Regions from separate parts of the Homo sapiens genome. Here regions 1 and 2 are each linked to region 3. Evidence: chromatin loops called from intact Hi-C (ENCODE). Cell type or tissue: OCI-LY7. All regions are shown on one strand.

What was found. Hi-C counts contacts between places; a loop is a spot of excess contacts. Peaks named below come from ENCODE experiments on the same cell type or tissue, not always from the same donor. Only the 100,000 strongest peaks of a DNase experiment are listed, where the experiment ranks them.
Region 1: it touches region 3 in a loop (5-fold over the local background); 10 of 110 quality-filtered maps call a loop at or near these places.
Region 2: a loop joins it to region 3, with 4 times the contacts of the local background. A loop is called at or near these places in 2 of 110 quality-filtered maps.

Annotation. Positions count from the first base shown.
Region 1 is chr5:123,933,705-123,941,704 of GRCh38, reverse strand. No RefSeq gene overlaps it. Among named protein-coding and RNA genes, the nearest start is that of CSNK1G3, 430 kb to the right of the region's middle. In OCI-LY7, a CTCF peak has its summit at 4,326 (motif pointing left); a DNase peak (open chromatin) is centred at 4,304.
Region 2 is chr5:124,030,653-124,038,652 of GRCh38, reverse strand. No RefSeq gene overlaps it. Among named protein-coding and RNA genes, the nearest start is that of LINC01170, 400 kb to the left of the region's middle. RefSeq lists an enhancer at 3,315-3,364. In OCI-LY7, no CTCF peak of the experiment used is centred here; a DNase peak (open chromatin) is centred at 3,522; H3K4me3 peaks cover 2,164 bases; H3K27ac peaks cover 3,695 bases.
Region 3 is chr5:124,734,707-124,742,706 of GRCh38, reverse strand. All of the region lies in intron 2 of ZNF608 (zinc finger protein 608), which reads left to right. Among named protein-coding and RNA genes, the nearest start is that of ZNF608, 7.9 kb to the left of the region's middle. RefSeq lists enhancers at 1-554, 3,452-4,059, 4,668-5,277. In OCI-LY7, CTCF peaks have their summits at 1,091 and 3,201 (motif pointing left); DNase peaks (open chromatin) are centred at 726, 1,346, 1,646, 7,316 and 3 weaker places; H3K4me3 peaks cover 7,941 bases; H3K27ac peaks cover 7,768 bases.

The DNA of each region.
Region 1 (8,000 bases), 800 kb after region 3:
TGTGCCATTTGCTAAGACTGTTGGAAAAACACAGTATTAGGGTGGGAGTGTCCCAATTTTCCAGGTACTGCCTGTCACGGCTTCCCTTGGCTAGGAAAGGGAATTCCTCAACCCCTTGTGCTTCCCAGTTGAGGTGATTCCCCACCCTGCTTCAGCTCATGCTCTGTGGGCTGCACCCACTGTCCGACAAGCCCCAATGAGATGAGCCCGGTACCTCAGTTGGAAATGCAAAAATCACCCATCTTCTGTGTCACTCATGCTGGGAGCTGTAGACAGGAGCTGTTCCTATTCAGTCATCTTGGAACCTCCCAAAAAGGCAAGTCTTATACAAAAGACACAAAAAAAGGAAAGGCAATGAAATAACTAAAGAAAAGATGAAAGACATTAAAGGAAGCTCAAAAAGAAGACCAATGTGTGTGTTGGTGGGAGGTGTACATATATACTCAATAGATAAATCCTTTGGCATGAAGTTTAGTACTTCTAAAAAAAATAGAAAATAATTTATTGGTAAAAAAAATTTTAAATTCTGAAAATGCATATTGAAAATATTCAACAATAACAGAAAAAATAATAGCCAAATACCAAGAATTATTATATATGTTTGTAGATTGAAAAGAAAGTACAAAGACTTCAGTTTCTCTTCTATAACACTAACCACCAAATAATAAAAGACTATTACAGTATTTTAGATGGCTTTTTTTCTTATTGAAACCCAATGTTTTGAGTGGAGGAGAGAAATCAATATGCAGAGAGGGTCAAGGAAATCATAAGAAAGAAGGAAGCAGTAGCTATTCCTAGAGTCTCAGAGACTATATTGTACTCCTGAATACTTCTAATAAATTACCTTTAAAGTAATATTTGTTTATATATTCAGTAAATATTGAAGGTCACAAAGAAAGAAGGAAATCCAATCATAATTCCACCCCCATAGACAACTGCCAATAACATTGTATTTTGCATATAGTTGCATATGCTTCACTATAATTGAGATCACAAAATACATACTTTATTATGCTTTGCTTTTTCTCACTTAAAAATATGTGCTGACAGCTTCCTAAATTAGCCTCAGCTTAAACCTCCCCATCAGCTTCAAATCCAACTTCCTGGCTGGCAGCCCCACATGGATATGAAGATCAACATATCTAAAACAAAGGACTTGATTTAAAGCATCCCATTTCCTACACTTTCTATCTCTTCATCTCCCTTATCTCAGAAATTAGTATCACTTTCCACCTATTTTCTCCTTAAGCCACAAACCTGGAAATCAACCCTGACTTCTCTTTTCATGCCCCCATCCAAATTATTAGAAAATCCTAGCCATTCTACTTCCAAAACATGTCTCAGATATTGACGCCGTTTATGAAAGAAACTGCAATCTATTTATGCCACTTTTCTTTCTCACCTGGACTACCAGGTAGCCTCTTGTCTAGTCTTCTTACTTATGCCTCTCTTTCATCAATTCTCCACTCAAAAGACTTTTTATTTTTGCAACAACATAAACCAGATTGTGTTTAAAATCAGTTCAAACACTTACATGAGAAACACTTTCACTACGAAACAAATCTAAACCCCTTGCCTTTGAAGCCTTGCAAAGCAGTGAATGGACAGATCTCTGACTTCTATTCAGTCTTCTACGTCCTGACTCCCCTATTTGCTGAATGTGTTTTTTTTAGTCCTGCAACCTTCCATTAATCCAAAAACCATATATGCAGCTCTAGCTCTTTCTAGGGTCTTCACATGCTGTTCCCACTGCCTGAACTGTTTTTCTTTCCACTTGTTATATGACCGCATCTTTCTAATTAATTTGGTTTTATGTTTCTAACAGATTGATATTAGAAATATCATCCCTTTCATTTACTTGGTATTACATCAAGGTTTATGATTTTATATTTGTTTGCTTCTTTATCTCTTCCACCAGATTATAAACTCAATCCAGACAGAAACATTGTATATTTTATTTATCTAGGCATAGTTAGCCCTTGCTATGATATTTGAAATTTAACAAATTCTCAATAAGTATGTTTTGAAAAAATAAAACCTGAACTTTTTCCATGTTGTTATACAGGCGTCAAAAATGTGATTTTTCTTCACTAAAAAAATTCAACACAGGAAAGAATTGTAATGTATTAAATCATTCATATTATTACACATTTAGGCTTTTTCAGTTTTACACATAACAAAAATGCTGCTATATTCAAACATTCTTATCTTTAACTACTCTTTAAGAAAAAATTATTAGGATCAATGGCTAAAACTAGGACCCAGGTCAAACTATATAAACATTTAAGTGGAGAGTTAGAGTATGTTTCAGGATGGTAAGTTTGGATACTTTGAGTTATCAATTTTTGCCAAAATTATTAATTAGCTTAACACTAGTTTCCCAGGAAAATTCCAGTGGGGTCACTCTACTACCAATTAAGATGTAGAAAGCCACAAAAAGACTGTTGCTACTATCCTAATAATGAGAACAAGCTGGATAAGCAATAAGATTCTAGTTTTGTTTTGTTTTAGTTTTTAAAATCACAAAGCCCAAGGCACAAAGATATCTAAATGAGGTAAATTTTAATCATGATAAGCTCATCTGAGGAGAGAAAAACTTTGGGGGTTTTTAGCTTTGGAAGAGCTGTAGGACAAGAAGAAATCCACCGCAGATGAAGGTAAAGACAAACCAGCTAAAATTGTAATGAACTTCTAATGCCTATAAACGTAAAATACTAAGCCCCCCACTGACTGAAGGGACGCCCTGTGGCCAAGGAAACTCCAAAAAAACCTTAACACTGAGTTCCCAGCCGTGACAGGACAGCAGGTCAGACATATCTCATTATACCTTCTCCCTTTTTGAGTTTAGACACAACTGACCAGCATTCATGTTAAAAATAGAGATTGTATGGCTGAAAGAACAGACTTTTTGGGGCAATAAGATATCAAATTAAAAACAGGACCAAAGGGCATACTAGACAAATGTTAAGCCACACACCCCTACATTTAAAGAATAAATCACTGATATAAGAGTTAAGAAAAAATCACTTAGGCAGAGAGCAAGGGTATGGGAGTCCTCAGTAAGGCTTTTATTTTTAATGAAAAGCAGCCCCAAATCATTTTCTAACAAAAAGCACCCTGCAAGCTGGAAGTTTGCACAGGTGGATGCTGGCAGGAACTAAGGATTAGGTATGTTCAAGATGGTGGTTCCATCTTCCCTTCTTTGCCAGCCAGGTGTACTGTAAAGGAGCAGACAAGATGGCGCTAATCAACTGGAAAGCCCAGTTGCATAAAAAGATTAGGCTTCCCTGCGCACCATGCAAACGTCATATCTGATCAAACCAATCTATGAGCTCTATGTAAATCAGACACCACTTCCTCAAACTGGACTATAAAACTCGATGGATTCACCACCAGCTGGTCTTTTCCGCTTGGAGACCCCTTCCTCTATAGAGGAAGCTGTTTCTCTTTGTCTTCTCTCCTACCCATTAAACCTCTGCTCCTAAACTCCTCATGTGTGTCCATATCCTAAATTTTCCTGGCACGTGACAACAAACCCCAGTGTATACACACCCCAGACAACATAGCCACTTCAAAATGGGGGCTCGTCTGGGATACCAATGTATAACATTCATCAAAATGATGAGAGTAGAGGAGAGGACTCCAACTCTGTCCTTTTATTCTGAGGCTTTTGGCCTTCATTTTAGAACCAAATAAAACCAATTACTGGAATCCCTTCAGCCATTTAAAAATGATTAGCATGAATGCCAGCCTTACAAGATTCGGGAACAGGCTTGCTCGGAAGAACATGGAGAATTCTCCAATACCCAAGGGTTGCTGGGCATATTGGCTATGTTTAAACCAGCTTCTTTTCATGAAGGACTTAGCCGTCACGTGGGACTGGAAGAAGTCCTGTGGCAACTGAGGATTTCTGGCCAGGGGTCCCGCCAGTGTTATCCAAAGACTTCTGGACTCACCCCAGCCTCTGACCGCCCCAATGGGGTGTCAACAACAGGATCTCCCACTTTCCTATCATAATTTCTTCCTTTTCTGTCCGCAATCGTCGTACCTCTTATCCTCTCTGTGTATGCAATGTGTGGGAAGTTCTATAGTTCAGGGAAGTAATCTTGTTTGGCAAGATCAAAGAATGTAATAGTAACTGGAAATATACCTCAGGGGAAGGCATCTTTGTGATTTTCTAAGGACAGAGACCGTCCCCAACCCCCACCCTGCCGCCTGGACACTGAGCATCTCTCTTTGCCCTTGGTCTGGAAAGCACGTGGCATTTCCAGGTCTCTCTCCACCCTTGGTCTGGAGAGCACATGGTGTTTCAAGGTCAACAGCACCACCTAGTGGAATAGAGATCCTCTCCATGAGGCACATTGTCAGTCCTTTACTGAAACACCCTTGCTTCCCAATTCTCTTCCCTTTTTGCGCCTCTCTACTAAAAACCAGGCTTCGTGCTGCTTCTGTAAATGGGAAAATTCGGCCTTCAACGATTAGGGGTAAAATTCCCTCCAAAGCCAAATTTTAGTCTCAATACTGTCCCATCAGAAGGAAAATGGTCATTTGGTTGCTACATTCTTTTAAGGCACTTATTCTGCTTCTATTTAGAGTGGCACTTAATTAGAAAGGAGATTTTAAGTTCAGAAGTTAACCGGAACCATTCTCTAAGAGTAAACACTTCAGCACAGGCCATAATAGCAGGATATAGAGTTCAATCTAGCACACCCCCTTCATTAAAGGGGCCTTGACCAACTATTATGTAGCTTTTCTTGAGATCCATTTTTCAGGGAGCCAGGCAGGTCACAAAAGTCTAGGAAGTCAGAGAAATCACAGGCAGAGAACTAGAGCCAGTTGGGTGAGCGCGACTAACCCCAATGGCTTAGTTCCTCTGGTTCCATGGCTGGGGGGGGTCACACCTGCCACCATGAGTCACATGTTCAACAAGGTGCCAGGACCCAGGAACCATGGGGAGAAAACAGCAGGGGGGATGCCCCCACTGTCTTCCTCTCCATCCCAGGTCACACCAAAAGGAAGGAGACTAACGAGATGAATTTTTCTCACTTCTGTTTCTAGCTGGGTATCATCTTCAGCCTACACTCCCCTGGAGTGCATTCTGAAGCACTGCAACTCCTTTCACCCTGAAACTTTAGAGAAAAAGCGGCTCATTTTCTTTCGGACAAGGGCATGGTCTTCTTATCCTCTTGAACCAGCTTGGCCTGTGGAAAGGAGCCTTAATTTTAATATTATCCAACAATTAGATCTTTTTTGCAGACAGGAAGGCAAATGGCCCAAGGTGACTTCTGTACAGGTTTTGTTGTTGTTGTTGTTGTTGTTGTTTGCACTTTTTTTTACACAACCCAGTGTTGCTTGCCAAGGTCTGAGAGACAACCCAGACTTTGGCAAGCATTACAAAATCAACCTAGCTGTTTCAGTAGTCCTATCAGGCAGGCCTACAGAGAATGATTCTCCAAAGTTAGAGAAGCATCTGCCAGGGCAACAATCTGAGGATCCCCCTTATTTGGGGCCCTCTCAAGTTTCCTTCTTATTACAGGACCTTAGGCAAATAAAGGGAGACTTAGACCAATTTCTAACGACCCTGATAGGTATATAGAAGCTTCCAAAATTTAACTCAGGTATTTGACATGACAGGATGTTATGCTGCTCCTAAGTCAAACCCTAACCACAGCGGAGAAGCAAGCAGCTCTGTAGGCAGCAGAGAAATTTGGAGATGAGCAATATAGCTCCTAGAGTAGGACTAAAAGAAAAAGAGAAAAAAATGAAGGCAAAGAAGTAGGGAAAACATCGTTCCCAAGAGGAAGAGAGGCAGTACCTCTTGACAACCTTAACTGGTTTCTATGATAATTTTCCTTCTTTTGTGGCTTAAAATGGCTCCTAGGATTGCAACCCCTGCCTTTTTTTGTTTTCCATTTGCTTGGTAGATCTTCCTCCATCCTTTTATTTTGAGCCTATGTGTGTCTCTGCACGTGAGATGGGTTTCCTGAATACAACACACTGATGGGTCTTGACTCTTTATCCAATTTGCCAGTCTGTGTCTTTTAATTGGAGCATTTAGTCCATTTACATTTAAAGTTAATATTGTTATGTGTGAATTTGATCCTGTCATTATGTTGTTACCTGGTTATTTTGCTCGTTAGTTGATGCAGTTTCTTCCTAGTCTTGATGGTCTTTACATTTTGGCATGATTTTGCAGCGGCTGGTACCGGTTGTTCCTTTCCATGTTTAGTGCTTCCTTCAGGAGCTCTTTTAGGGCAGGCCTGGTGGTGACAAAATCTCTCAGCATTTGCTTGTCTGTAAAGTATTTTATTTCTCCTTCGCTTATGAAGCTTAGTTTGGCTGGATATGAAATTCTGGGTTGAAAATTCTTTTCTTTAAGAATGTTGAATATTGGCCCCCACTCTCTTCTGGCTTGTAGGGTTTCTGCCGAGAGATCCGCTGTTAGTCTGATGGGCTTCCCTTTGAGGGTAACCCGACCTTTCTCTCTGGCTGCCCTTAATATTTTTTCCTTCATTTCAACTTTGGTGAATCTGACAATTATGTGTCTTGGAGTTGCTCTTCTCGAGGAGTATCTTTGTGGCGTTCTCTGTATTTTCTGAAACTTAATGTTGGCCTGCCTTGCTAGATTGGGGAAGTTCTCCTGGATAATATCCTGCAGAGTGTTTTCCAACTTGGTTCCATTCTCCCCATCACTTTCAGGTATACCAATCAGACGTAGATTTGGTCTTTTCACATAGTCCCATATTTCTTGGAGGCTTTGCTCATTTCTTTTTATTCTTCTTTCTCTAAACTTCCCTTCTCGCTTCATTTCATTCATTTCATCTTCCATTGCTGATACCCTTTCTTCCAGTTGATCGCATCGGCTCCTGAGGCTTCTGTATTCTTCACGTAGTTCTCGAGCCTTGGTTTTCAGCTCCATCAGCTCCTTTAAGCACTTCTCTGTATTGGTTATTCTAGTTATACATTCTTCTAAATTTTTTTCAAAGTTTTCAACTTCTTTGCCTTTGGTTTGAATGTCCTCCCGTAGCTCAGAATAATTTGATCGTCTGAAGCCCTCTTCTCTCAGCTCATCAAAGTCATTCTCCATCCAGCTTTGTTCCGTTGCTGGTGAGGAACTGTGTTCCTTTGGAGGAGGAGAGGCGCTCTGCTTTTTAGAGTTTCCAGTTTTTCTGTTCTGTTTTTTCCCCATCTTTGTGGTTTTATCTACTTTTGGTCTTTGATGATGGTGATGTACAGATGGGGTTTTGGTGTGGATGTCCTTTCTGTTTGTTAGTTTTCCTTCTAACAGACAGGACCCTCAGCTGCAGGTCTGTTGGAACACCCTGTCGTGTGAGGTGTCAGTGTGCCCCTGCTGGGGGGTGCCTCCCAGTTAGGCTGCTCGGGGGTCAGGGGGTCAGGGACCCATTTGAGGAGGCAGTCTGCCCGTTCTCAGATCTCCAGCTGTGTGCTGGGAGAACCACTGCTCTCTTCAAAGCTGTCAGACAGGGACATTTAAGTCTACAGAGGTTACTGCTGTCTTTTTGTTTGTCTGTGCCCTGCCCCCAGAGGTGGAGCCTACAGAGGCAGGCAGGCCTCCTTGAGCTGTGGTGGGCTCCACCCAGTTCGAACTTCCCGGCTGCTTTGTTTACCTAAGCAAGCCTGGGCAATGGCGGGCGCCCCTCCCCCAGCCTCGCTGACCCCTTGCAGTTTGATCTCAGACTGCTGTGCTAGCAATTAGCGAGACTCCGTGGGGTAGAGGTTGCAATCCTAGTCTCTGATAAAACAAACTTTAAACCAACAAAGATCAAAAGAGACAAAGAAGGCCATTACATAATGGTAAAGGGATCAATTCAACAAGAAGAGCTAACTATCCTAAATATATATGCACCCAATACAGGAGCACCCAGATTCAGAAAGCAAGTCCTGAGTGACCTACAAAGAGACTTAGACTCCCACACATTAATAATGGGAGACTTTAACACCCCACTGTCAACATTAGACAGATCAACGAGACAGAAAGT
Region 2 (8,000 bases), 700 kb after region 3:
GATGCTAGCTACACTACAGCAGTTCGTGACAAATTGAGAAGTATATGGATATAGCGATAAATAGTGAATGAAAATAAACCAACATGTACGTTCTTTTCCTCTTTTCCCACAGACAGACTGTCATGAGGCACAATAGTTTTGTGGCCTCTCAGAACCTCCGTTATGTTCCAGTGATCAGCTGTAACTATTATCAGGGTGGCCAGGTAGATAATAGTTCCATCCCTGTTATTGCTTTCCCTGCCTTCCTGCTTCACTCCCTTCTTTGTGTCCTTTTCCTCTGGGATTTTACCAAGGCTAATATATGCCATCATATCTTATTCTCTACATTCTGTCCCAAAGTAAACTAATTCATCTTCACTTTCAACAATCTACCCAGTACCTATTTCCCAAAGGGGGCATTTTATACAAGTAGTAAAAGTCTTTTTGGTAAATAAACACATTTTATTTGCTTTGACTGAGGTCAGGAACTAGTTGTAGGCCCCATATTGGACTATTGTAGTTGTAGGTCCCAAATTGGACTATTTTCTGTAAAGGCATTAAGACTGAATAAAGACACAAAGACATAGCTATAGAAGCAATGGCTGCCCCTTCAAGCCAGTTGGCTCTTTTTCTACAGTTTTAGATTTTGTAAACAGAAGAGACCTCAACACTGCAAGGATACTCCTGGGTCAATTCATGCCAGACTATAGTATGTTCAGACCTGTAAGAAGCAAATTCAAGAGGCATTTTTTTGGCTATTGAAATGCCAATTATTGGGATAGTTTAATGCTCCCTTTTCTGGTACAATATTCTTTTTGTTAGCAACAGACAACAGTACTGTATTTCAGAGATTGATAACTTAATAATGTAGGACATCAAGATTATAAAAAGCAGATGTCCAGTGGCTATGTTAATTTAGTACTATCATTCCTAAAACTTATTTTGCTCCATTGACAAACATATCGTTACTAGTGATACATAGCAAAAATCAAGAGAGAAAGAGAGATACCAAAGTTATGCAGTATTTGATTACTCTGTATCTTATGGAATGTATACTCTTTACATTATTTTCACATGAAGTAAATTATTTAAAATTTTTTAGGGGCAGAATGTCACCTTGACTTGCAAGGAATAATTTCTTATTATGTGTATTACATGTATTCTGGTCAAGTTTCCAAATCTTAAATTTATTTCCTTTTATATGAAATGTTAAAATAGCATTTTAAAATTTTAATTTGAGATGACACAATTGGTATAATATAATCATACAAAAAATACTATTAGTATTTTGTGAACTTAAATCAGGCAAAATTTTTAATCAAACAATTGAGAAGCAGAGTTGGTTTTAATTTTTAAATGGACCTAAGCCCTTTTTAGTAGCTTCCAAACTTACATCAAACTCAGCCTGAAAAAGAGAAAGAAAAAATAAAAGGAAAGAAAGCATAATGAAAAAGAACAAGAATATTACTTTGAAACTATATCTTAGTGAAGAGGAAAATATAGAAAAATAGGAAAAGGAAACTGGATATTTGCTTTTAAATTAAACCTGAATCCTCTTCTTTGCTACCTGGTGTACATTTTAGATAAGTCACTTAGCTGAGTTCTTTTATTGGTCTTGGGATCTATTTCATTGCTCACTACAAATTCCAAGGTGGTTTTAATATGATTTATGTATCTGTTACATTGGAGGTTAACAGCCTCCTAAATTAAATTACTCTTGCCTTACACTGAAAGGAAAAAAAAAGACTCCTTTTAGGTAAAATTGCATTTCCTTTAAGTGAAATAACTCATTTACAGGTTTTGTTTTTCAAGTAGGTTTTTGTTTCTACAAGTTTCCAACACTGTAGAAACAAAGAAAGGTGATCAAAGAAGTATATTCTCTGTAATTTCTTCTAAATATGCCAAAAACATCTCTATTTTTGCCAAAAAAATCTCTATTTTTAGGTGTTATCTAGGGCTTGCCTTAGGCTTAGAGTTTTCTTTATTTCTTTAACAATGGCTTGCAAGACAGAAAGAACTAGTTTAATTTCTTTGAAGAATAATTTTCATAATGGGAAGGTTTTCCCCACAGAAAATTTGGAAAACTCACTCCCAGCAGACATAAGGCTTTTTTAAACAAAAGTTACAAAACTTTGGATAGCTCACTGGGTAGAGGACAAGATAATGAATCTGAAGCTCTTTCTGGGATTTTTATTTTCTTTCTAGAAGACATAGTAACATCACAGATGCTGATGCAAAACCTGGCACCTGAGAGATTACTGAATGTATGTCCAATAAACAAACGTATAATGAGAAAACATTCAGTAAATGAACACCTACAGTTTATCTCTTGCCACTGTCACCTTCTAGGGACCTAGTCTCTTTATTAGGAAAAACAGGTGATAATTCAGAGGACATTCCTGCTGAAATAAAGAATCTCTGATAGACGTGTTGCTGGCTAGTTGCCCTTCCTATGTGCACATGTGATAACCTGTCCTTGTACTTGTCATGGCTGTTTAGCTTCTCTGCTTCACTAGAATATACAGGGAGAAACAGCTTAGGATGTGATACAATACATACATATTGGATGGCATAGTGACCCATCTCTCCTAAAGCTTGTAGTCATAAACTGTGAATTTATTTTTCTATCTTGAAAAATGTACACATTTTTTAGACTTAGTTGAAGACATCATGAATGTGTTTCATAATTAATATAGCTTATTTCATCCATTTTTCACATAGTTATTACACTTTCAATGCTATAATTCTTTTCATCTGATATACTGGGGCACCATATTGAAACTTATTAAGTGGACAGGGGTTAAAGAGAGGGTATGAGATCGAACTTATGGGGACTCCCCATTTCTAGAACTTCCTGAGGGTATTCTCATCTTTTAAATACCCCAAAGCCTATAGCAAAATCAGTGCCCATTAAATATTTGTTGGATTAGTTAATTAATATTTTTTAAAACAGGGTGAAATGGATTACAGAAAAGATTTTTTAAATTGAGGGCAAGGCATCGCTTTAGCAAGGCTTTTCTAGGACTTGTCTTTGTGGATAAAACCCATTTGGTAATTGCTCAGCTCTCTCCTTAATTTCATCTCTAAAGACAGAGTCAGAGTCCTCAGGAATATTATACTGATTATTAATATTTGCTTAAGTATTTCCACTAAATATAAAGTAGATAATGACAGTGGAAATACATGGACATAGTTTTGATTGGTAAATAGAAAATGATTCTGTTATTATTTCCCATGCTAGTAAATTAAATCTATCTTTTGGAGACCAGCTACATCTCTTGCTATGAAAATTTTCTTAGTATTCTTTTTATCAGGGTCGACTTAAAAGGCATTGCCAGATTTCTATGCAGACTAAAATACATACACTGATGTATTTTTCTAATGTGAGTGAACAAGTGAATGCAAAATAGGGAAATTCAGTAACTAACATGATAAAGTGGTGAAACCATGAAAAACACCAGATTGGAAAAAATAGCTGAGCGGGGGTTTTCAGTTCCCTTAACAACCAAGTAGGCAACTTGATTAATGGTGCAGATTGCAGGCAATTCAGTGACCACCTGAATGAACATAAGCAGAGCATAATCACCTGACAAATAGTGGCCCGAACGTTCTGCTTTTGAAATGAGAACTGAGTAAAACTCACATCCTAGCTGAACCAAATCACCCGGCAGCCTCAAATTAGACACGTATAGAAAGAAGTTTTTAAAGTTTCTAAAACATAGTCTAAAATATAGTACTGATTTACATTATCAAAAAGCAAATTAAGAATATGTCTACTTGTAAATAAGGAGTTCAGAGTGGGAAAATAGAGAAATATTCTCATTAGATTATTGCCCTCTTTCCCAGAAATAGATGAAAGACTTCAATTCTACATCAGGATCACTATTTCTATAATCTATAGTTGTTGTTTCTTTTGTTCCATTTTTATGTTCTCAACCATTTATCAACAGCTAAAGAGACCTATTAATCATTTTCTCTAACTGCTACACTTCATAGTGTATCAATTGTAGTCTTGAAATAAAAATAAGATAAATGATTTGGCATGAATTGTGGCCTGATGAACCAAGAACAAAGATCTGACACATGGTAGATCTAAAATTCCTGCCTTATGTTTAAAATGCGCACTTACTAGACTCTTCTGATTTGCCATTTCCTTCCTATTGGCATTCGGAAAGAAGTGCAGATTATAGAATAGGGAAGTTGAATCCAAATTAAATTGCATAGTGCTTGTAAAACGAGAATAAATGTGCCCAGTAACAGTAACACTATTCTTTTTTCTGTCTTTCAGTCTTTCATAAAGGAAGTACCAAATCTTGCCCATACAGGGTACATCACAATTATTATTGATCTTATGTATGAGGCAGGCTTCTCTGCAAGGTTACACAGCACCATGGGATGAATGATAACATTTTACTGAGTGACCAAGGGCTTTTAGTAAAGCCGGTGTTTTGTCTGAGTAAGCCCAGAAAGGAATATGTTAATATAAAAACCTTTAGAAAGATTACTGTTTATAGGTATTAAATGGGCAGTAAAATGATTAGGAGACGTCTAAAAATGTGAAAGAAGAAACATGATGTAGTTAATTTATAATGTTTAACATATGAGAGACTATGTTTTGATCCTGATTTGTGCAGAGGGCCAAACAATTGCCCAATGCAAGTGTAACTTTCTAGTGTACAGACCTGGGTCACAGAGGGCCAAAACAGGGCTGTCATTTTATTATTCCCTTGATATTTTAGTATGCAACTGACAAATACATTTATGACCACTCCCTGCCCTGTACCCACGCATTGTCAGTAATATTGCCAGGAGATTATGACCTTGGTTCTCACTGTGCCCATACAGCTTCAGCATTCTTCCCAACACACTCCTATTTAATCAGGATCAGCATAGGCTTGAGGGATCAATCCCTGATTATTTATTGTGATGTGGAGCAGCTAATTCTGTATGCCTTTTTTTTCTCATCTTTTAAAAGGCTAAGAGAGGATATAATAAAATAAATAATAAAATAACTATCATATGCAAACTGCATGTATTCAGTATTTGCTCAGGAACACAGAAGCTCTCTCTGCACTCTGGGTATAAGTGGTTTTAATATAACCATTAGGGGCTTACATGTGAAGAACTGGGGAGGTGAAGATCAAAAGAGCCACCCCTGATAATCTCAGCCTGAAGTTCTGAAGCAGGTGGTCCTCAAGAGCTCCCGGGAAAGCTGATGTGAATCTCATGTCTGTCCGTATGTCTGGGTGCAAATGTCTCAGGAGAATAATGCCTACCCATCCCTTCCACCCCACATTTTCATGTGAATGCCATTCACCAGTGAATATTAACCTGAAATCATGGAGGAAAGGGGATTCTGGGGGCGGTAGTTCCCGACTTTTCTATGATGCAGAGAACTTGCAAGGCGGTGCCTCTGGCTCTCAACTGCTCTTTGTTTTACATCTCTTCATGATACATTTTTGAGGGAATTCACCAGTTCTTAAAATTTACTAATTCTCTAATTGTGCTTATTTCAGCCTTTTTGTAACTTAAGAAGATTTTTTAAGTTCTTTTTTTTTATTTTCACGGTTCCTAATAAGCTTTTTCACATAGCTCACATTTTTCATGCCTCATTTCTCCACATCTTATTTTATAATTTCTTTTCCACTTTGAAAACAGATGAAATGAGCATCATAAGTATCCTCACTTTAAAGACTGTCAAAGTGCTTTCTAAAATTAATTTTATTTGGAATAAATTGATGGTCTCATTGTTGATTTTCTTGGTTGTCAGTAGCTCTTTTCTTTGGCCTCATTTCATGGTGGGTTTGAAGAGAGTCCCTGGCTTCAATTAATAAGACTGGATTGTGCCTCCCAGCTTAGATTAGGCATTTCTAGTCCCTGTTAACTTTTCAATAGCCAAGATTTTAGCCAACCTCCCCAAGAACCAGAAAGCTCTGAGTTTCAGCTTATTACTGGTCTGTGTTTTTGTTGCACTTCTAGTGCATGTAGATGTTTATATAGTTTTTTTTGAGCTCAATTACTCTTAATTGATTTTATCTGCCATTGCTCTGTCTTTGGAAAAGAAAGAGGTGATATGTTTAAGTGTGAAATTATGGAGCCATTTTAACCAAAGGCCTGTTTGAGACATATTTAAATATCTTAGTTTTCTGTATTTCACCTCCTTCTTCAGAAATTTTAATAATTCGTGCCCAAAGGTTTCCTGTGGAATGTATAAAATGGTCTGCAGATGTTCTGGGACAGTCTGGATTTTAAGTACTATATGTCAATAAAGAATACACATGTAGTAGTAACTAAACTTGCTTATTTATATCATTTTTTGTTCCCCCAAAGATTTTTAGGGCAATACAAATGCTATTTAAGTTGCATTCCTTTCTGAAAATTTTTAAAATAAATTCAGAAATTAGAAATAATTTTTAAAAGAATATGTAGTGTGTTTTTTGGTTCTGCAAAAATAACTTTAAAATCAAGAACAACTCTACTCAGCTCTCATGCCTCAGATAATTATTTTCTCTCATTCCTCACTCAAGCTTCAGCCATTTCCACACCAAAATAACCCATTAAATTAAAAATTGGAGTATCCACACTTGTACCCCGACTGCCCTGACATCTGCGGATCTTCCCACTTCACCAGCACTGAAGGGTTTGCCACCATGAATCATGCAATCAGTCAACCACTGTTCAGAATATCTGAATTTGAAAACCTACTTAGAAAACAAAATCAATTTTCAATGCAACCCAGGAACTGTTCAAACCAAGATTAGGAAGTGTGAAAAGACGCTCTCTGGGACTTGTTTGTTGTTCCCAATTTAGTGTTCTGGAGGAAGTTGGTACATATGAAGAACTTTAATTTGTGCTAATAAAGATGTATAACTCATTTGAATCAAGCCTCTCTTTCATCTTCTCTTTTGTTCCATACTCAATTATTTGGACCATTCATAATTTTTAACATTTAAAAGGGTTTTGAGGCCGGGTGTAGTGGCTCACGCCTGTAATCTGCACTTTGGGAGGCTGAGGCAGGTGGATGACCTGAGGTCAGGAGTTCGAGACCAGCCTGGCCAACATAATGAAACCCTGTCTCTACTAAAAACACAAAAAATTGGCTGGGCGTAGTGGCACATGCCAGTAATCCCAGCTACTGAGGAGGCTGAGACAGGAGAATCTCTTGAATCCAGGAGGCAGCGGTTACAGTGAGATGAGGTCACGCCACTACACCTGGGCAACAGGAGCAAAACTCAGTCTCAAAAAAAATAATAAATAAATAAAAATAAAATAAATAAAAGCTTTTTGAGGTGTGGGTATCATATGGGGTGAAAACATTGCCTAATTCAACAAGTTGATTGTTTAGCAAACTTTGACAGGCAACGTGAACTGATCTTATAGGAGAGATTGTCAGGGTTTTTTTCTTTTTTTTTTTAACTTTAATATAACTTTCAATTTTTTGATGTGTTTTTCTCTTTTTGAGTTGCTCAATATCATAATAAATGGATACATAAGTCCTAATGAGAAGAAATCAGGGAAATAGTACTTTGAATTTCTTGTAATAAACATTAATCTCAGCCAGAACTTTTAGCTTCATTCTTTTGTGTATAAATTTGTTATATGAAATATTTTTCCTTTTGAATACATGTTTCTAATTCATCATGCTCTAGGACTTAAAGCAGAAAAATCTAGCTGAAGGCCCCAAGTTAAGCAAAGTATATATAATTTTTTAAATTTTCATATTAATTGTTTAGAGTATTTTAAATAAATGTTTCATAAGAGTAAGATCTGCAGTGGAATGAAGCTTCGATGAAACTCTTACTGTGCATCCATAGGCCTTTTCTGACAGCTTATCCTTTACAGAACTGGGAATCCTCATTACTAGACCCAGCAGGCAATAGGAAACTGCCTGACTGATAACATTTCTGTTATCTCTTTTAATAAAAACTTAATTTCCTTTCTTTCTTCTTATACTGTCAGATATCGGCACGTTATTTATTTTCCTGACAGTTACTGGTCAACTTGTGAGCACCTAAGACTTT
Region 3 (8,000 bases):
CACATTAAGGTGTAGATAATGCCAAATTTGCAAAATGCCTCCAAACGCTTATAAATTCATATCCTCTTGGTCAGGTACATTAATGAATATAAATGAATTTTTGAAAATTCCGGGTTTTGAGTCTTATATTTAAATGTGTAGTTTCACATTATTTCCGCTAAAAGGTGTTCTGAAATCTTCTTATTACTTAGTACAGTAGGGCATTTACTTTTGTTGCCAATAGTCTTCAAATTGCAGTTCTAATCTGCTTTAACTATCTAGATGAATTGCCCTAATCCAGTGCTCACAATGGCTGTGGTTAAGGAGTCAGAGCCATTTGATTGGATTCACTGGCTGCTTGGAATGTGGGAGGTACTGCCCTTTTGCATTCCCCTTAGCCTTTTAATCTTCCAGCCAAATGTTCACATTCAACAATTTTGTTTAGCTGGCAATCGGAACATTTCAGTATCTAAAAGGCTGCTGTCATGGCAACTGAGATTAGAGCGTGGTGTCGTTTCTCCAGTTTTTGTGTGTTCTTTTCACTTTCCAGTCACAGAGGAAACTGGGTGAAGAATGGAAGAATTAAATTATTCATATACATGCAACTCATCTTCAGTTAGAGCAGTATAAATGTGATAAATATGAATTACATAAATGAAGAGCAAACAAGTCATGGTGGATCTGGGGTGGGGGAGGGAAGAAAGCACACTGCAATTTAGATTCACTTCTGATCCTATACCAGAGGAAGCTGTGCCACCAATCTTAGCCACTGGAGTTGGCACAGGGGCCCCTCAAAGGCTTGGATCCAGGGGCTTGGATCCTGTAGTGTTGGCCATTCTCTGTCAAGTTGGGCGTTGGCTCAGGATCTCAAACATTATTCCTTAAGGCTTTCCTCCCCACCCCCACTTCACCCTGAGAATGACTTCTCTTAAGAATGCTTTCATCCTTGGCACACAGAAATGGCACTCCCTTGCATGAATGCCACCCAGGAAAGTAACTCTAATTCCACTAACTAGTGGTTGCATCAAATTAGGCATCAATTTAGAAAATGCTTCCTACTGATGTGAGAATACCTATTTAGAAAGTAAAGATTTAGTAGGACCAGAAGCTTCACCTGAAAAAATATTTCAACACTGAGGTTTTTTGACATTTTATACAGTGTTTTAATTTCCTTCAGCCTGGCTTGATTATCTGAGTTTGTGAAGAGTAAGTGCCTGGAGAGTGAAGATTATTAATTTTCAGCAATCAGATGTGGCTCGTGAGGGGCCACATGTGAAAACCAAAGGGGGGAGTGTATGTGTGTGTGCATTTTTTTTTTTTTTTTTTTTTTTTTCTGGTTGGAAGGTTCACAGGAGATTCATAAGACTTGCTGTCACCGGTTAATTTTCATAGCATGCATGCTTAAATGTCTATTTTTGGTCTGTTTATTCTGTTTCTTCACTACACAAAGTCATGTAAAACATGATAAATTGGACCTTATGAAACCTAATTAAATCAATGAGTGTTCTACTCCTTTATGTGGAAACCACAAGTATGTTGTAAAAGTCGCCACTCCCTTAATACGTGAACAAAATCAAAACATGCCATAATTCTAAGATGTTTGAGCTATATTTCTGTAGCCCATTTTGTGGTTAAGCCACCAGTGACATGTCTGAATAAGTAGATTTGATGGGTTGGCTTTTGGTTGTTAAAACCTGCCTCTCCACCTTCCCCTCCTTTCTTGTGAAGCATAATAGCCTTGTATTGAAGCTCTTCTTTATGTATCCTCCTAGCCATCTTACAGTTTTGACTTATCAGATAGGGAGGCATTCAGCTGGGCTTTATAAATAAACAGTTTATATGTAAAGTTGATGGGTTTATTTGATTTCTGGAAAATTCAAAAATATATACAAAAACTCAAAAATCCTAAAAGTGGCTGATACTTAAACAGAAGTGAAAGGCACAAGAGGTCATATAGTTGTGTCTCAATACCTATTCAGGGAAGAGAATTATTTCTGTAATATCATATTGCTTTCATTAAGATGGCCCTGGTCATAAAGGTGGTGTCTACAAATGGACCTGTCCATAAAGGATATCATTCATTTTATTTTATTCTTTTGTAGAGTCCTTTTTATACTTCACCAGGGAATTCTGGCACATTTTCTAAGTGAGTGTGAGCAGTTTAAGAACATATTTTGATTAATGAGTTTTGTGGACATTATGCTTTTTTTTTTTTTCAAATATAGTGTCCCATATGAATTCTGCCTAGAGTGTAGTGTATCTACTGTGAAATAAAAGGGCAGAGGGGTCACTTGCTATAATTAAAGAACAGAGTCCATTGTTGTCGGACAGCAAACTGTTTTGAAAGCTACATAAGAGGTTTAGCTGTTAAAGACGTTGGTAACTAAGGGTGGCGTCCAAATCAGCATTGATCCAGCTCCTTACTTTTCTATAGGCCTCCTCACAGGGTGACAGGGCTTTTTGAGGGAGGGGGCTGCCCTTTCCCCAAGAACACATGGAACTTAGGTATTTGTGTAATCAGACCCATCACTGAATTCTGACTTTGGTGTGTGAAATCCGTTTGCTTTGCTGGAGAGAGAAGGAATATGCATAACTGATCAAGATTGTCCTATAGGAGATAAATAATGTTTTGCAACTTTTAATAACTTTGCAAATAGTCTGTAAAAAACGGTGGGGGGAGGGATTGATAGTCCAAATGTCGTGAGGTTAAGAATGCTCTTCAAGTGAAATTGCTTGGCTGCAAGATGGTTTTAATTAGACTGTTATAAAGACTTATTTTTCCTAAGCAGCATTTTATAGTTAGTAAATGAAATGTATGCCGAAAGTGCTAAGCAGAAATCTCCCTAACCACAGAGGTGTTCAATAACCAGATTCGAACAACATGGAAAGTACCATCTGTTCTTCGTTTTCAGCGTGAAAAAGAGGGATTGAATGGCTGCGATTTGCTCCAGTTTCGACGGTGTCTGTGTGTGCGCGTGTATTCTTTTTTAATTTAAAAAAGTTCACCTGGTACTTCATAGAAACTTGAAATTGCAGTAATATGAGCAACACTGTGAAAACACATGTTCCTGCATTTATTTTAACCAGTTCCACTTTTATTTAAAAGATTTCCAGAAGCCCAGCCATTGAACACTTTATAATGGTTATACAGTTCCTGCAGGCAATCACAATGAGCGGTCAGCTTTTCCAAAGATCTGACTATTTAGTCAGTACTTGAATTATTCTGTCAATTTTCCCCCTGGAGGCAAGGAGGGGAAAAGGCTCTCACGCCAACTCTGGTCAGCGTTTATCAGTTAATCTAATTGTGTGTGATATTGCTGTGGACTGGTGTTTACTATACATAGACCTTGCTCTTGTTCAGAGCTGTAATCTAGGATTGTTGATAATGAGGAAAATATCCTTTTAAGGAAGGGTAACTTTTGAGTCCTTGACTTTTAGACACTAAGAATCTTGGTTCTGGGTTTAGTTAGAGCCCTGGGTAAAACATTATCCGGCCTTTGTTTGAGGTCTTTTATTGAAGCTAATGACTGGGCTTGTGCCTCCCTGAGATAAATGACATTATCTCTGAGTGGCCTGACAGGAAACAGACATGTTAATGGTGAAGCTGCGGGGAGGATCTGCTTGGGTTCTGACAAAAGAGTCGAGAAAGGGACCCCTGGTTGTGGTCATTAACACATAATGCATTCTTGCTCTTCCTAAGAGGCCCTTGATAATTGGAAAGCTATTTTAGCCACAAGCACTTAAATCATAAATCTACTACTCCTAGTTCTTTGCATTCTTAAAAGTAGCAAAGTAATGTGTTTTTTGTTAACAAGTGTGTGATCTGGTTTTTTAACGTGGTGGCAGCTCTAGGCTGCCTGGGTAATGACGTGTGGGAGAGCTGCACGTTGAATTGTTTTTATCAGTTGAGATCCTTCTTTGTCTTTCAGCATTGCTCAGCCATCCCTCTACTTTAATAAAGTGAAAAGTGGGTACAGAGCTGAAAATAAGTCATTTTTATGCTTGAAGATGTCTTGTGGGAGGGGGATAAAATCTGTTTCATAAGATATTGTGCAGTGATTTGAATGTGATGAAACCTGACTTGGAGTGTATGTTTTCAAAAGTCATGAGTATAATTGAGTTTCAATGCAGTTTAAACTCTCTGCTTCTTGAAGGAAGATAATTGCCACATTGAACACACTCTAGAGGTGTAGAAGAGGTGGCAGGATCATGTTATTCTATTCTTTAATATTAAGCACTGGAAGTTTTTCATAGTAATTACTGCAGCACAACATAGTTTTGATTGCCAGCACTCTGAACTTGCCAGCAATCTGAACATCAAGGGTTTTGCTTGAATACAAAACACTTTATTCCTAAATTACTTGTATTACATTCCTGTGTTATATGGAAGTCAGAACTAAGGAAATACTGGGCTATCCTTGTTAGCAACATCTTAGGGAAAATAACCCTTCTTCGCTAGGATTCTTGTTGATAAATGATCATAATACTCTCCTAATGTAGTCATTGAAGATTAAAGGGATGGAGAACAGGTGAGCTCCCTGCCTCAGTGATGACTTAGACTGTCATTAGAGAGTAAGTAATATGTGTATGATATTGGTGCCCTGTAACTGGTATGTCATAGGTGTGTGTATATAAATGTTGTAACTGCATATACAGATGTTGGATTGGGAGTATTTAGTTAGTATGGGTTTTATTCTTTAAAAAATGTTCACTGTTGGTTTTACGTTCCACTCTGTTGCAGAATATATGGACCTCTCCCTCTGTGTCTAATTCTTTCTCCCAACTGCAGTTTCACTAGTGACTACTTGCTCCCTGTCACAAGTTCTTTTTAATTTAAGCTCAAGGTTTTGGCAATGGGAACAAAGCCTTTGCAACTGAATGAAAGGTTGTTAAACTATTCATAGTTGATTGACCAGCAGTTGGGCTGTTTGTAATGTTATTTTGAGAGCTCAAAGGATATGCAACCTCTTGCATATCCAAAGTGAGACTTTGCTCCTAAAGCTGAATTTTGCATATTTGCTAAATTTTTCTTGGAAATACCTTTGGGAATGTAGTAGAAAAGATGATGGGTTTTGCCTTAAGAACTGAAATGATCACAAAGCAAATACTTATATTTTGCTAGGTCTGTGGGCCTTGAACCACAGGGATCCCATCTGGTATTCAGAAGGCTTTTCCCCCCAGTGAAACTAAATGAAAACTTAAAGGTATATATTGTAACTGTAATAAAGAACTCAAAGGAAAAGGTGTTTCGGTTAGAACAAATAGGTTTGAAATGATGAACAAATACTTCTGTGGATTTTTCAAAGCCACTTACTCTTCTTTCTCATTTCCACCCCCCGACCTAGTTTGAATATCATTCACTGTGACTATTCCAACCCAACTACTGAGCTTTCTGCCTCCTGGGAATCCTCATTGTCAGCTAGCACCTTAAGAAAAATGTGTCTGCAGGGACATTTAGGCATATTCCAATAATGCCACATGAATGTAGCTTTTACAGTTTAAAAAGCAAGTAAAAATATATTGATTATATTTTGTGTTGTACATAATGATTTCAGAAAGCAGATATTTAGGTTGTGGAATTGGCTTATTATGCTAACCAGAGAGCAGATGGCATGGTGCCACAGACGTATAATTTTACTTAAAGGGACTTTTAAGGTTTTGATGTGTTTTCTTTTCCTCTTATTTCCCTGATGGCTTCTTTTCATTGAAGGGTAACTTAAGGAGACCTGGTAGCAATTTTACTGCCTTCCCCTGACAGTTTGAAATAATAGCTTGGTCTTTGGTTGCACTGATCTTCTACCAGTCAACTCGATTCTGGTTTTTGTCATGTGGCAGAGAATTTTTAAAAAAAGTGTTAGTAGTATGTTTTAAGAAGTGGACTCTTTTATATGCCTCAATTAGCAACAGACGACAAAGTTCCAATTGGTCACACTTTCATAAACTCCTGGAAGTCACTGTTTGTCCTTTTGATTAAAGAAAACTCCTGGTTTAGTTTCTTAGGAAAAGCACATCTGGCCCTCTGGCCGCTTTTGGTATACCTTTTTGTCCTTCGCATTAGTCACTGAAGGTTCAAAGGTTGTGTCTAAGTTGTTCCTAGTTAGGTTAGAAAATTTTCCCCATGCTGGAGGAAATGTACTTTTTTTTTTTTAAACTACACTCATCATGTGTTTGGATTCAGCTGGCATAAAAGTACCTTTTGTTTTTGTACCTAGATTTTACAGTTTTATCCATTATTCACCTCACACATCATCAGGATGAGTTGGAAAGCATCTTCTAACTTTTTTTTCCAAAGCGTGCATAGCCAGACCAGTTTACTTCTGGATTTCCTGTCACTTCCTTGGCTGATTTTATGGATGGCTCATGTTAAAAACAACAAAAATGTTTGAACTGGAAGGGTTGAAGCCTTGGGTTTTCATTCTTCATGGAGAACTGTTTATTTGTGTGTGGTTCACCACAGTACATGGATAATGCTATCAAATCTGTGCTTTATTATAGGCTTATGACTAGCACAGCCGCACTTTAGTTATGTGTTCCCGTGCTTTAGTTATTTGCCAATTCTTTTGTGATGGAAATGAAATTAGAGCTGAATCTTTGCAACGAAGGGGAAAATAGGCACAACAAATAGAAACTATCCCTTGAGCCAGTTAAGAAGTAAGCAGTGGTGATTAAACATGTTTTTTTTTTTTCAAAATAAGTGAAACACAGAGGAAACTACTTCCTTTTAGCTTTTCTGTGAAGTTGTGTGGAAGATGAGCTCAACATTTTGAGAAGTGGAGGCTGCAGCTAGATTTTATCCCCTTGTATCGTTTGACATCTTCAGTAATTGAAAAGCGATTCGTATTCCCAAATTTTTAAACTTCTCTAAAGGTGTAATTTGAGTTAAGTAATATTGTTTGTTTCTGCCCCCAAAAGGGAGCAACATGATGTTAAAACAGAGCAGTTGAGCCTCTCCGCATCCAACTCCATTTGGTCAATTGTCTCCATTTACATTCCCTGCCCAAATCTTTCACCAGCCTTTCCCATGATGCCGCAGCAGATGCCAGACACTGAAGTAGAAAGGGAGCAGCTGTTTCCAAACATTACTCCATTGCTGTATTATCCTCCACAATCTGCTTTCTTTTGCTCTCCCCTTCCCCCATTCTTAAAATAAAGAAGCCTTCTCTCCCTTTGACTTTTGCATCCTCCAGTTTATCAGTGTGCAGGTTTTCTATCTTATCAGTCGCACTGGTTTCTTCAGCAGGTCCCTTTATTGTTTTCGCTATGGGAGCAGATGGAGGGCCCTGGGCTCCTGGGGGCGTGGCCGCTGGCACCTCGGGCCCGGGGCTGCGCGTTCCCGACGGGGCGGCGGGGGCGTGCAGCCGGGAACGCGCCCTTCTTCCCGCCAGGGACCCGTTTATGGCCCTGAGCGCTGTAAATCTGTCAGCTCTTCACGACGCCTTCACCTCTTTCTTCATTTGCTCCAGCTTCTAGTTTGACAACGTTCCCCTGAGGCAGAATTCTAATCTGCTTCCAATTAGTTGCAAAATGTGACTGAAATTTCCACATTATGACTGCTGTTTTACTTGCACGCACACATCTAGAAACAAATTAATGCTCTTGAATATTTATTTTTTGAGCCCTTGGATTTACTTTAAGAGGAAGAGTTTCCAACTGTTTGGAATGACTTCCAGGATTTGCATTTTTTCCCGAAAGCCGAATATACTGGGTACATTAAAACAAAACAAAGCAACTATGGTTGCCCCCCATCACTTAATAAGACTTTTCCATCTTTTCAAGATTTCCCAAAATGTATTGCATATGTTTAAGTAATGCAAATAAATTTTGTAGTATTTCTAAAATAAAACAAGGATGTTTGGCTAAGGAACGGTCCCTATGCAGTGTTTTAATAAAAGAGAAATATACAGACACATTTCCTTCTAAATATAGTTTAAGTATACTTTGGCCAAAACACAAAGACTTTTGTTCCACACGTTTAAATTCTTTCATTCAATATTCAAAAGCTGTAAACCCAAATAAACGAA